Regions from separate parts of the Homo sapiens genome. Here all the other regions are linked to region 1. Evidence: chromatin contacts called from ENCODE Hi-C or POLR2A ChIA-PET data. All regions are on one chromosome and are shown on one strand. The core of a region is the stretch at or near the end of the contact, and the rest is flanking DNA. Distances in the headings are between cores, read along the strand shown.

The links. A loop is a pair of places that touch in the nucleus more often than their neighbours do. ChIA-PET counts read pairs that join two places held with the same protein, here RNA polymerase II (POLR2A). Pooled maps may share reads with other maps.
Region 2: a pooled map shows a loop between it and region 1 (2.6-fold over the local background). The contact joins the enhancer-like site here to the promoter of ECM2 in region 1. A Hi-C loop is called at or near these places in 1 of 168 maps with a recorded cell type or tissue (heart left ventricle) and 2 of 50 pooled maps.
Region 3: a loop to region 1 is called in a map of ascending aorta, with 8 times the contacts of the local background. The contact joins the enhancer-like site here to the promoter of ECM2 in region 1. A Hi-C loop is called at or near these places in 4 of 168 maps with a recorded cell type or tissue (CD8-positive, alpha-beta T cell, aorta, ascending aorta and 1 more) and 6 of 50 pooled maps. POLR2A ChIA-PET finds 5 or more read pairs at or near these places in 2 of 52 experiments (Panc1 and activated B cell).

The regions. Positions count from the first base shown.
Region 1 is chr9:92,534,031-92,537,722 of GRCh38, reverse strand. ECM2 (extracellular matrix protein 2) reads left to right here and starts at 1,733. Exons shown (of 10, transcript NM_001393.4): 1 at 1,733-1,790. The region is part of intron 5 of CENPP (centromere protein P); the gene reads right to left.
Region 2 is chr9:92,438,294-92,441,985 of GRCh38, reverse strand. All of the region lies in intron 5 of CENPP (centromere protein P), which reads right to left. Among named protein-coding and RNA genes, the nearest start is that of OMD, 16 kb to the right of the region's middle. Within about 2 kb of position 1,250, at least 2 of the 41 ENCODE cell types and tissues checked have a DNase peak (open chromatin) inside an H3K27ac peak, as active enhancers do.
Region 3 is chr9:92,462,438-92,466,129 of GRCh38, reverse strand. The region is part of intron 5 of CENPP (centromere protein P); the gene reads right to left. It overlaps ASPN (asporin), which reads left to right. Exons shown (of 8, transcript NM_017680.6): 5 at 1,101-1,211. Among named protein-coding and RNA genes, the nearest start is that of ASPN, 18 kb to the left of the region's middle. Within about 2 kb of position 1,954, at least 2 of the 41 ENCODE cell types and tissues checked have a DNase peak (open chromatin) inside an H3K27ac peak, as active enhancers do; they include ascending aorta, where a contact is called at or near this core.

The DNA of each region.
Region 1 (3,692 bases), core at 484-2,983:
TGCCTGTTTAATGGTGTTTGCTCATTTGTACTCATCTTTTTCTTTTCTTTTCTTTTCTTTTTTGAGATGTAGTCTCGCTCTGTTGCCCAGGCTGGAGTGCAATGGCACAATCTTGGCTCACTGCAACCTCCGCCTCCTAGGTTCAAGTGATTCTCCTACCTCAGCCTCCTGAGTAGCTGGGACTACAGGCATGTGCTACCATACTCGGCTAATTTTTGTACTGTTAGTAGAGACGGGGTTTCACATGTTGGCCAGGCTGGTCTCAAACTCCTAACCTCAGGTGATCCACCTGTCTCTGCCTCCCAAAGTGCTGGGATTACAGGTGTGAGCCACTGCACTCAGCTAGTTTTACATTTTTAAAAATAGATATCATTTTCCTTATTTTTAGGAAGTTGAGTGGCTTATGTATTTAGTCCCTTATCTTGATTCAGTCTATCTAGGTCATTTTACAAAATCCTGATTCAGTCTAACCACGTCATTTAAACAAATATTTAGCTCCTCTTTGCCAAATGATTTGGACCCCTGAAATAACGATATAAGAATTTCAGGCCAGGTGCGGTGGCTCATGCCTGTAATCCCAGCACTTTGGAAGGCCGAGGTGGGTGGATCACATGAGGTCAAGAGTTCGAGACCAGCCTGGCCAACATGGTGAAACCCCATCTCTACTAAAAAAAAAAATACAAAAATTAATCTGGCATGGTGGCAGGCGCCTTTAAGCCCACCTACTCGGGAAGCTGAGGCAGGAGAATCCCTTGAACCTGGGAGGCGGAGGTTTCAGTGTGCTGAGATCACGACATTGCACTCTAGCCTGGGCAACAGAGCAAAAACTCCCGTCTCAAAAAAAAAAAAAAAATTTAAAAAATAGTTCTAAAATTACCTAGTCTAGGATAGGCACTGAGTTAGGACCTTCATATCTGTTATTCCTTTTATTTTCAGAAAAATTTGAAAGGTATCACCCTAGTTTTACAGAAGAGTGAACTTTGGTCAGAAACATTAAGTAACTTACTCAAGGTCCCTCATAAACAGCAGGGTTGCGCTTGGAATCCTGATCTGTCTCTAACTTCTCATTTGCAGATAAAGAAACTGAGGCCAAAGTACACAACTAATTTGCCAGCGTAACAGGTAATTAGGAGCCACACAGCTCCCTTTCACATTTTCTTTCTATTATTTCATGGTTAGAAGTTACATAATTTCCACTGATATTAATACGTAACCATTTTTTTGTTGTTGTCGTTTTGTTAGTATTGTGTGTGAGATCGAGGTGGGTGGGCAGATGAGTTAAATATTATTAATCCAATTTAAAATAGATTCCAGATATACACAGCCTTTAGCTGACGAGAATATCATCCCTATAATCTGATAAAGCTCAAGTGACATCATCCTGGCTAGTATAAACTTTAACATTTTTAATGCGAATAGTCTATGAAAACCACAGATTTCTTAATCAAGCTCATTTTTGTGTTTCCAACTCTGCCTTTTCAGCCTGCAAACAAAATGCTCTTCCCCCACACCCACTGCTGTTTTCTACTTTTCTTATGATTAAAAAAAATATTTCCCTTGGTAACCATTTTCCCTGGTTACTTTCTTGGCTGATTTTCTGCACAAAGAACTGAAAGGCATTTATCCCCAAGGGAGGCAGTTATTTTAGATTTTACTAAGAAGTTCAGCAAATACTTTTCAACATTCCCTTCTGTCCTTTCTTTGTTTTTAAAGAAAGCTCTGATTTTGTTTCATTTTCAGCTGGAGACTTAAATGACACCAAGCAAAGCCTACTTAGTTTAGATCTCCAGGTAAAAAAGTTTTAAATTTTAAGTTTCTACTTAGCATGTGGAATGGTTTTAATATTTGGGTATTTTATTTCACAACTGTTTAACTCTTGAGTAAATTAGCTCGTTACTAATAGATTTTTAAAGTTCAAAGTATGCATTATTCTGTTTGTTTTTTTCACGATGTACTTCCCAAGTATTTCAGACCTTGTATACTTAGTATTAAATTATTTTTATATGTTTAGGTGGAATTATGTGTTCAATAGAAGTATAAATTGGTTTGAAAATATTATTAATTTTTAAGTCCTAAAAGAACATAAATAATTCAAAATATTTTTCATTTTAAATCTGTTGAATGAAGTGAAAATAGATAATAGACATCTCATGACTTCATGTAGAATTTTAAAATTCTAAATTAATATTTTTAAAGTTTACTTAAGATAACTGGTAAGAAATTTTAAATGAAGAAAAATAAGTTAATCAAGGTTTATAAATAATATTTAATGTTGGGATAAACACAGTAAGTGCTAGAAGGAAAAAAATTACTTGATAAAAATGATACTATGATTGGAATCCCAGAAAATTTACCTCTAGGAGGCAAACACTCAATTACGAAGTTGTTTATGAAAGCAAATATTAAGTGCAAAGCAAAATTCTGTATATCAATGAAAATAATGAGGGCCTAAGCATTAATAGTAAAATTAGTATTGAGAGACCATTTCCTAAAATGTATTTAAACACTGTAGTGAGACTGTTTAGATACTGATTTTGTCAAAATTCAAATAGCTCTGTAAGTTTATTTCTGTGCCTATCTATTTAGATTTCTGGGTAAGTAAAAGTGAGTCAATTTGGGGGAAAAAAAGAAAGAGAGGTAGTTTCCAGAATGAGGATACTGGGAGAGAGGGGTGTGCTCAGAATGGCCACAGCTGGCACATTCACACTCCTAAGCACTCAATCAGGCAATGCCCCATAAGTGAGTGCTTTCAGGATGCCTCAGGACAGCAGGATGCCTGAGACCCTCATGAGAGTTTAACTCTAGAGCCTCGAGGTCTAGGCCCTGACTCCTCACAACAGGATGGAAGGTCTGCACATACAATTGTTAATGCAAGAAAATTTCAATGTATACATTTCATGCATTGCAGAGCACTTATGATATCCATCAGAGCACACTTGCCATGCCACTCAGCAAATTCTAGTTTCACTTTGTCTCTCAGTTCAGGTTTTCATATTGCTTTCCCCTGCTGTTGTTGTTATTCCCTTCCAACATACTACTTTGCTCTCTGAATTGACTTTTATGATTTCAGGTGCCAATCAGCTAATGGATTTGGTCCTTCTTTACATGCTGCATGTTAATTTTTCTAAAACTAAAGTAGATTGCAAAAAGTTGTTCAAAAAGTTGTTCCAGTAACCTATGAAATATAGGTCATTTCAATAACCTATAGTAATGGTTTTCAAATGACTGTGGCAATTAATGTATATATACGCTGAAGAAAGGTTTGTATGCTGGCATGAAGATACTTTAGAGACTGCCGTTTGTTGAACAAAGGTGATGTGGCAAGTCAGACTATGAACTAACTAAGTGAAACCTGACTAGAGGAAGATGATTCTGGCAGATGAAGTTATAAAAAGAAGTACTGAGATTCAAGAGGGGAAACTGAGCTGACCTTGTGCCCTCTTCCCCTCTCACCAACTCCCTTGAAATAATACAAGATATATTACAGACAAATAAATGCACGAATATACAGCTACACTAGGAAATAAAAAGGGGAGCTCCTGGTGGGACAGACACTCTGAGGAGTCCTTCACAGACAAAGAGAAGACAGAAATGAATTTAAAGAGGAAAAATGTACCCTTGAACAGTCATGGGAGAAAACAGAGTGAAGAGAGCTTGTATAGGAAAAAAAGAAGTTTTTAGTTTAAAAGATC
Region 2 (3,692 bases), core at 1-2,500, 95 kb after region 1:
AAGAATACCTCTCTCTACTTTTTAAAACATTAACTACAATACAATTACCATACCAAAAAATAATTGACAATATTTCCTTACTATCATCAAACCCAGCAAATGTTCAACTTGCCAACTGTTCCACAATTTTTAAACTCGTTTGTCTGTTGAGTCAGTATCCACATAAGGCCCACACAGATGTCATAAGTTGATATATCTTTTAAGTCTTTGTTTTGTTTTGCTTTGTTTCCTAAGAGTCTCACTCTGGCACCTAGGCTGGAGTGCAGTGGCGCGATCTCGGCTCACTGCAACCTCCACCTCCACGGTTGAAGTGACTCTCGTGCCTCAGCCTCCTGAGTAGCTGGGACTACAGGTACGCGCTATCATGCCAGGCTGACTTTTGTGTTTTTTGTAGAGGTGGAGTCTTGTTATGTTGCTCAGGCTGGTCTTGAACTCCTGGGCTCAAGTGATCTGCCTGCCTCAGCCTCCCAAAGTGTGGGGATTACAGGTGTGAGCCACTGCACCTGGCCAATATACCTTTTAAGTCTTTTTTAACCTATACATTTCCCCTTCATCCCTTTTTTTCTTCCTTACATTTTATTTGATGGAGAAACCAAGTTGTTTGTCTCACAGGCATTTCCCACAGTCTAGATTTTGCTGACTGCGTACTTGTGGTGTACTTTAACATATTCCTCTGTCTGCATTTCCTATAAATTAGTAGTTGAATCCATACTGTCGACTTCTTATAAACTTTCTATTGATGTTTGATATATGTATAGAAAAGTACATAGATGATAAATATGTAGCTTGATTAATTTTAACACTGTAGTTACATACCATGTAAGTAACATCCAAAAGTATGACTAATAAAATACAAAAATTCATGCACTTGTTTTTTATTAACGTTTTCTTAAACATACAGATAGCTCACATTTATTTCAATGTTTAATATTAGAAGTGTTTTGGGTCTTCATTACGAAGTTCGGTGATGATTCTATAACCAGAAATATGCCACAGGAACTTAACACTTGTTTGATAACAATTAGCCTATGGTAAAATTGGTTTCATTATATGTCATTTCACTTAAAGTCGCAGTTTCAAAGAACCCATTGACGATGTTAAGTGAGGACTTACTGAACAATAGTCTCGGTTTTACCTTGGGGGATATGTTTCAAGACATCCCCTGTAGATGCCTGAAACCACAGCAAGTACAAAACCTGATTGTTGTCAGTCAAAACACATTTCTGTTCACGTCTTCCACTCACAGATTTAATGCCTTTTCCCTCTTAACTAAATACTTATAATGCATTAATTGTGGTCATAACTTTCGCAGTTTGAGGTGCAACAGGAAACTAAACTAGTTTCTTTTTCCTTCTTCACAATTTTACAGATAGGAGATTTGGTCTTACTACAGATGTTAGCACTCTTACCATACCATTCTTTTTCTTTCCTTATTAAGTTGAGAACTTTTACTAAGGGAAAAGTTTTCACTTAAGGGAAGCACTTTATAGATCAAGCTTGTCCAACCCACAGCCATGGCCCACTGTAGCCCAGGATGGCTTTGAATGTGGCCCAACACAAATTCGTAAGCTTTCTTAAAACATGATGAGTTTTCTTGTGATTTATTTATTTATTTATTTATTTATTTATTTATTTATTTTAACTCATCAGCTATCACTAGTGTTAGTGTGTTTTATGTGTGGCCCATGACAATTCTTTTTCTTCCAATGTGGCCCAGGGAAGCCAAAAGACTAGGCACCCCGTTATAGATTCTCTTTGACATAAGGTTTACTACAACGTAAGTGCTGGGATACCATGACAGGTGATCTGATAACCCTAAGTGACTAATGGGAGGTGAGTGTATATAGTGTGGATATGTTGCACACAGGGATGATTCATGTCCTGGACTAGACAGAGCTGGACAGCACAGGACTTCGTCAGGCTACTCAAAATAGCATGTAATTTGAAACATGAATTATTTCTTTCTGGAATTTTCCATTTAATATTTTTGGACCATGGTTGACCATGGGTAACTCAAATGGGGGAAAGCAAAACTGTGGATAAGGGGAGGCCACTGTAAATATTAACTTGAATAAACATAAGTAACAGAAATTCTGGTTCCTAGGTCTCTATATTCACCACTCTTATCCATACTTAGAATCATTTCACTACTTTGAAGATCAAAGAGTTCCTTTCACCCAAATGGTACTTGTAGTAATATTACATAATTCTACAGAAAATATAGAGGGGATCAGACCAATAAGACTCAAGAGCATTCCAAGAATTTTAACATGGGATTGAGAAAGAGGACTAGATATAAAGCGATATCCCATAAAATAATAGGAAGACAAAGAGAAGGTGGCATAGAAAGACAAAGGAGCCACACAAGTTTAGATGTGGAGCAGCCTCATTGAAACCTCTTCATTTTAAGATTATAAAACTGATTCTCCAGAGAGACAGGTGACTTAAGACCACCAACTCATGAAAAGCTGTGGCCAGGGCCTCCCATGCTGGTCAGCCACTGTGACTCTATAGCTAGTGGGGGCTGGGGAGGATTCTACAATCTCTGTTTATTTGGAAACACAGAATAGCTTATCACTTATTTCCCACATATTTTAAAAATATATATATTTTAAATTATTTTTTCCAAAAATAAGCCCATTAAATTTACTGAAAAAAATTACCTAATTTTCACCATGGGAGGGCAGTCTTATTCTAATAAGCTATGGAAGTCTGAAAATAAAGACAAGAAAGCCAGGTCTACTTTAAAATAGTCTTAAGCCACTATTATTATATTTTTAAAATTTAGCCAATAACTTCTAACTAGAAGCAAAAATAATAACACACGATCTAATAAAAATACTTGGGAAAACAAAAAGATGAAATACTTGAAAACGGACAAACAGAATTGTGCTTCATATGCAAAAAAATCTAAGTCACTTCCCCATACTGGAAAATCTTAATAAGAACAAAAGAACAGCACCAAGCATTTACTAAGGCCATACCACGTAGCAATAACAAATGAAGCAGTTTATTGATTGACCGATTGATTGACTGAGATGGAGTCTCGCTCTGTCACACAGGCTGGAGTGCAGTAATGCAACCTCAGCTTTGCAACCTCTGCCTCCCAGGTTCAGGAGATTCTCCTGCCTCAGCCTCCCAAGCAGCTGGGATTACAGGCACATGCCACCATGCCTGGTTAATTTTTGTATTTTTAGTAGTGACGGGGTTTCACCATGTTGGCCAGGCTGGCCTCGAACTCCTGACCTCAAGTGATCCACCTGCCTTGGCCTCCCAAAGTGCTGGGATTCCAGGCAAGAACCACCACACCCAGTCAAAAATGAAGCAGTTTAAATGCAATGTTTAAATACTAAGCACTCAATCATTATGAAATCTTAATAATGGTAGATGTAGACACACCAATCTCAAAAATTATATGAAAATGCAAAGGACTTACAACAGTGAAAACAATTTGGAAAAAGAACAACAAAGTTAGAGGATGTATACTCTCCAATGGCAGAACTTACTGTAAAACTACCCTAATAAGGAGGGCATGACACTGGTATAAGGCAGACACATAGAGCAATAGAACAGAACTGAGGATCAGAAACAAACCTGCACATTTATGGTTAACTAATTTTTGACAATGGAGAAATAACTGTCCTTTCAACAAATGGTGCTGAGACAATTGGATATTCACATGCAAAAAAGTG
Region 3 (3,692 bases), core at 705-3,204, 72 kb after region 1:
CAGGCCTGGTGGCTCACGCTTGTAATCCCAACACTTTGGGAGGCCAAGGCGGGCGGATCTCCTAAGGTCAGGAGTTTGAGACTAGCCTGGCCAACATAGTAAAACCCTGTCTCTACTAAAAATACAAAAATTAGCCGGGTGTGGTGACAGGTGCCTGTAATCTCAGCTACTCGGGAGGCTTAGGCAGGAGAATTGCTTGAACCCAGGAGGCAGGGGTTGCAGTGAGCCGAGATTGCGCCACTGCACTCCAGCCTGGGTGACAGAATGAAACTCCATCTCAAAAAAAAAAAAAAGAACCTCCTTTGAAACACTTAGCGTGGTTTCTGTTTCTGACCAGACCCTAATAAAATATAACTTATTATTTAATTTAAAGGTAGTATTTTTAATGTATTGCATAAGCTACTCAAATATAATACACAAAATTAGTTTGGATATTATTTGGAATGTGCACCTAACATTTGGTTATCTGCTTTAAGATTATCGATGTGAGGAATTTTTTGTCTTATATTTAAAACTCTACCTGATTTTATTTCTGACACCTATCATATAACCATGCCATCTCCCTATAATATCCATTCAAAATTCATAACCAAGATACTAATTCATTTATTCATTTAATTCAACCAAGTGCCTGGCCTCACTTACTGGCATTTCTTCAAGGTTATATTTCTGCTAACAAAACAACAATTTCTAATTGACTTACAATTTAAAAAAAGTTTAAGACACAAAAATGTACACAGAAAAACATAAACATTTTGGATTATATGAAGGATGATCTTTTTTGATGCACTATTACAATAACAAAACCTTAATTGTGCTCATGGTTGGAGGAGAGTGAAAATGTCACTGATATGGTAATTCAAAGTGAAAAATAGTGAACTTCTCATATATTCCAGTTTACATAATACAAAGCCGTATTTTTCTGATGCTGACAGAAAGGACAGTAGATAGACAGAAGCAGATATACCGAGTGAAAATGAGCCTAAAGGATGAAGCTCACGCTTCTTGGGATATTCATTCTTGGGATGTGTCTCTCTGCACTGTGAGTTTCCTTTATATACAACCTATGTGTGCTAAGTCATGTCATTCTCCCCTGACAGAAATGAGTGCAAACCCTCTTGATAATAATGGGATAGAGCCAGGGGCATTTGAAGGGGTGACGGTGTTCCATATCAGAATTGCAGAAGCAAAACTGACCTCAGTTCCTAAAGGTTTGTATTTACTTTATCTAAGATATGGTATTTTAAAGTTGTCACCTTTCAATAACGATTCAATCTAATATTGTAAACTGTGCAGTATACACTGCAACTAGAAATCTTTGCACCAGTAAATCTGGTCAATATAGTCTACACACACATAAAATGCCATATGTAGTGCCTTTTTCCTGACAGAATTAAGCCACAATTTTTTTTACTCCACTAAGAATAAACATTAAGAAGCAATGAACTTTTAGTTTTCCTTCTCTTTCCTGACATTTACTCATTTATACCTGTCATTCTGTGCAGTACCTGTTAGAGGTAGAGAATTCTATACAGAAGAAAGCAGAGAAAGATAGATGGGGCAAGAGACCCTGTCCCCAGGCATTTAGCCACAGTTTGAGGTGAAGCCTATGAGCCCAGACTGGGCAGCCCCTGGCTCTGGCAGGAATGGACATGCCATTCAAGGCAAGGCATTTTGTACCCAGCTTCTTCCCAGGTGTACTGTGAAGACTAATGGGCCAATACACAGAAAGGTCTGAGGACAACATCCAGCACGTAGGAAGTGACCACCTGTGACATAATCATTACCAAGATGAGCACTGTGCTCTTTATCATGGCTTTGTGTGACCCAAGGCTAGCACCTCAAGTAGAATGCTCCTTAAGTCTGCCAGATGACCAGTGTTCTAACCCATTACTTCCAAGCTCCCTGTCTGATGATTAGCTGCATAGGATTGCCTTTCTTGGAACTCTTGCTCAAAGTCTTGCTTTCCTTATTCCCAACAAGGGCACATGCTCTCTTTGCTTTGATGACTAACTGGGCCAAAAATAACCCCTATGATTAACAACATATTTTTACTTTCCAACAGCTCCGTCTTTCAGTATCCATGAGTTAAAGCAGCAACTTCATCACGACCCCCTCTAATCTACTCACCTGATCCAGAAGATCAATAAAACAAACATATACAGATAATTTAAAAGACACAGTAAAGCTGTTATTATTAATCAAGAGGTGACCTTTCACTTAGGTCACCTAAAGATCATCTAAAGTAAAAGAGGAAAAATAACTTTTCTATCCAGGAAAACAACAGTTTAATTCAGAACTATACAAATCCAAAAAAACACCTCAGTGTAGCTTTAAAGGAGGTGGATGTTTTTCTACAAGAAACCAAAAATGTTACATTTACCTTCCCATTTTAGAAAAACAACAAAAAATGCAAATGCTACCCAATAAGTTAAACATATAAAATCCCTTTCATCTGCTGGAAGATAACATCCAGTAAAGGAGAGTGAAGACAAGGAAAAGAGGAAGGTAGAGGGAGGAGAGGAGGACAGCCTACAGGGCTGGAGGAGGGAGCTGCTGTTCCAGGCCACATCTCCTGACATGGCCATTCTTTATGTTCACACCAAAAGTCTTTCCTACACTGCAAAATTCTATTTAAATTTCAAAGTGTATCTTAAAAGTAAAGGTTTAACTTCTCATGAGTTTTCAAGATTCTTTCAAAGCCAAAAGGAATCTTTAGAAATTTAAATTGGAATCAAATCTCTCAACTTAAATAACTATTCCTTCAAATCCCCTTGACATTCAGAATTCACTAACCTGTGAAAGCTGACTGCCTGCATGGCATAATCCAGTCAGTATTACCCCCTGTGGCAAGATGAAAGGATGCAGGTATCCTGAGGGTCCTTACCAGACCCAACAAGTTATCATGTGGACAGGATGAAAATGTCTTCTTTCCTATTCGTTCAGGAAGTTCTACTGCATAATATTATGTGGGGAAGAGGGGAGACCTGTTTGAAGACAGGGTGGGAACAGAAATTCCGGTACAAAAGTGTGCTAACATTTGTCAGCAGTTACTGAGCTTCTGCCAAATTCACACCTCTGCTCGTTTTATCCTAGAGGCTACACTTCAATCTTCTCTCTGGTTACCCACCTTCCCCATTTCCTAAGGGACACAACAGTTCCCTCAACTTCTACAAGTCCTCTCCCAGAGATTATTCTCTTCCAACTTTGTACAACCTATTCTAGATTCGCTGGCACGTTGCACCAGCTATTTTTCTAGTGATTTTTGTATGTATGATGGATCTGCTCTAAATTAGCAAATAATGTCTTTGAGGACAGAACCTTTACCTTACATACTGGAGGGTCCACATAATCATTCCATAAATACAATTAAGCTCAATTAATCAAAATTCAAGAAATTAGAACCTTCTCAGTTTAGAAGAATTATTTTTCTGCTCCCTAGTTTATTTATTTTAAAATTCAAAATAGATTCTGTTATCAAAATAAATTCAGTCATGGAAACTATTATTGCTATTCATAAAGATGTTTCAATTATCTTCATCCGTCTTTATTGCTAATATAGAAGGGAAATATTTCATCAAGACTTGAAAAAAGGAGAGCATTTTCCAGCTAGCTAACCAGATACTTGGGTTGACAAATAATACTTTGTATATAGGGCTAACAAAATGAGGTTTGATGGAATCTTCTGGTCA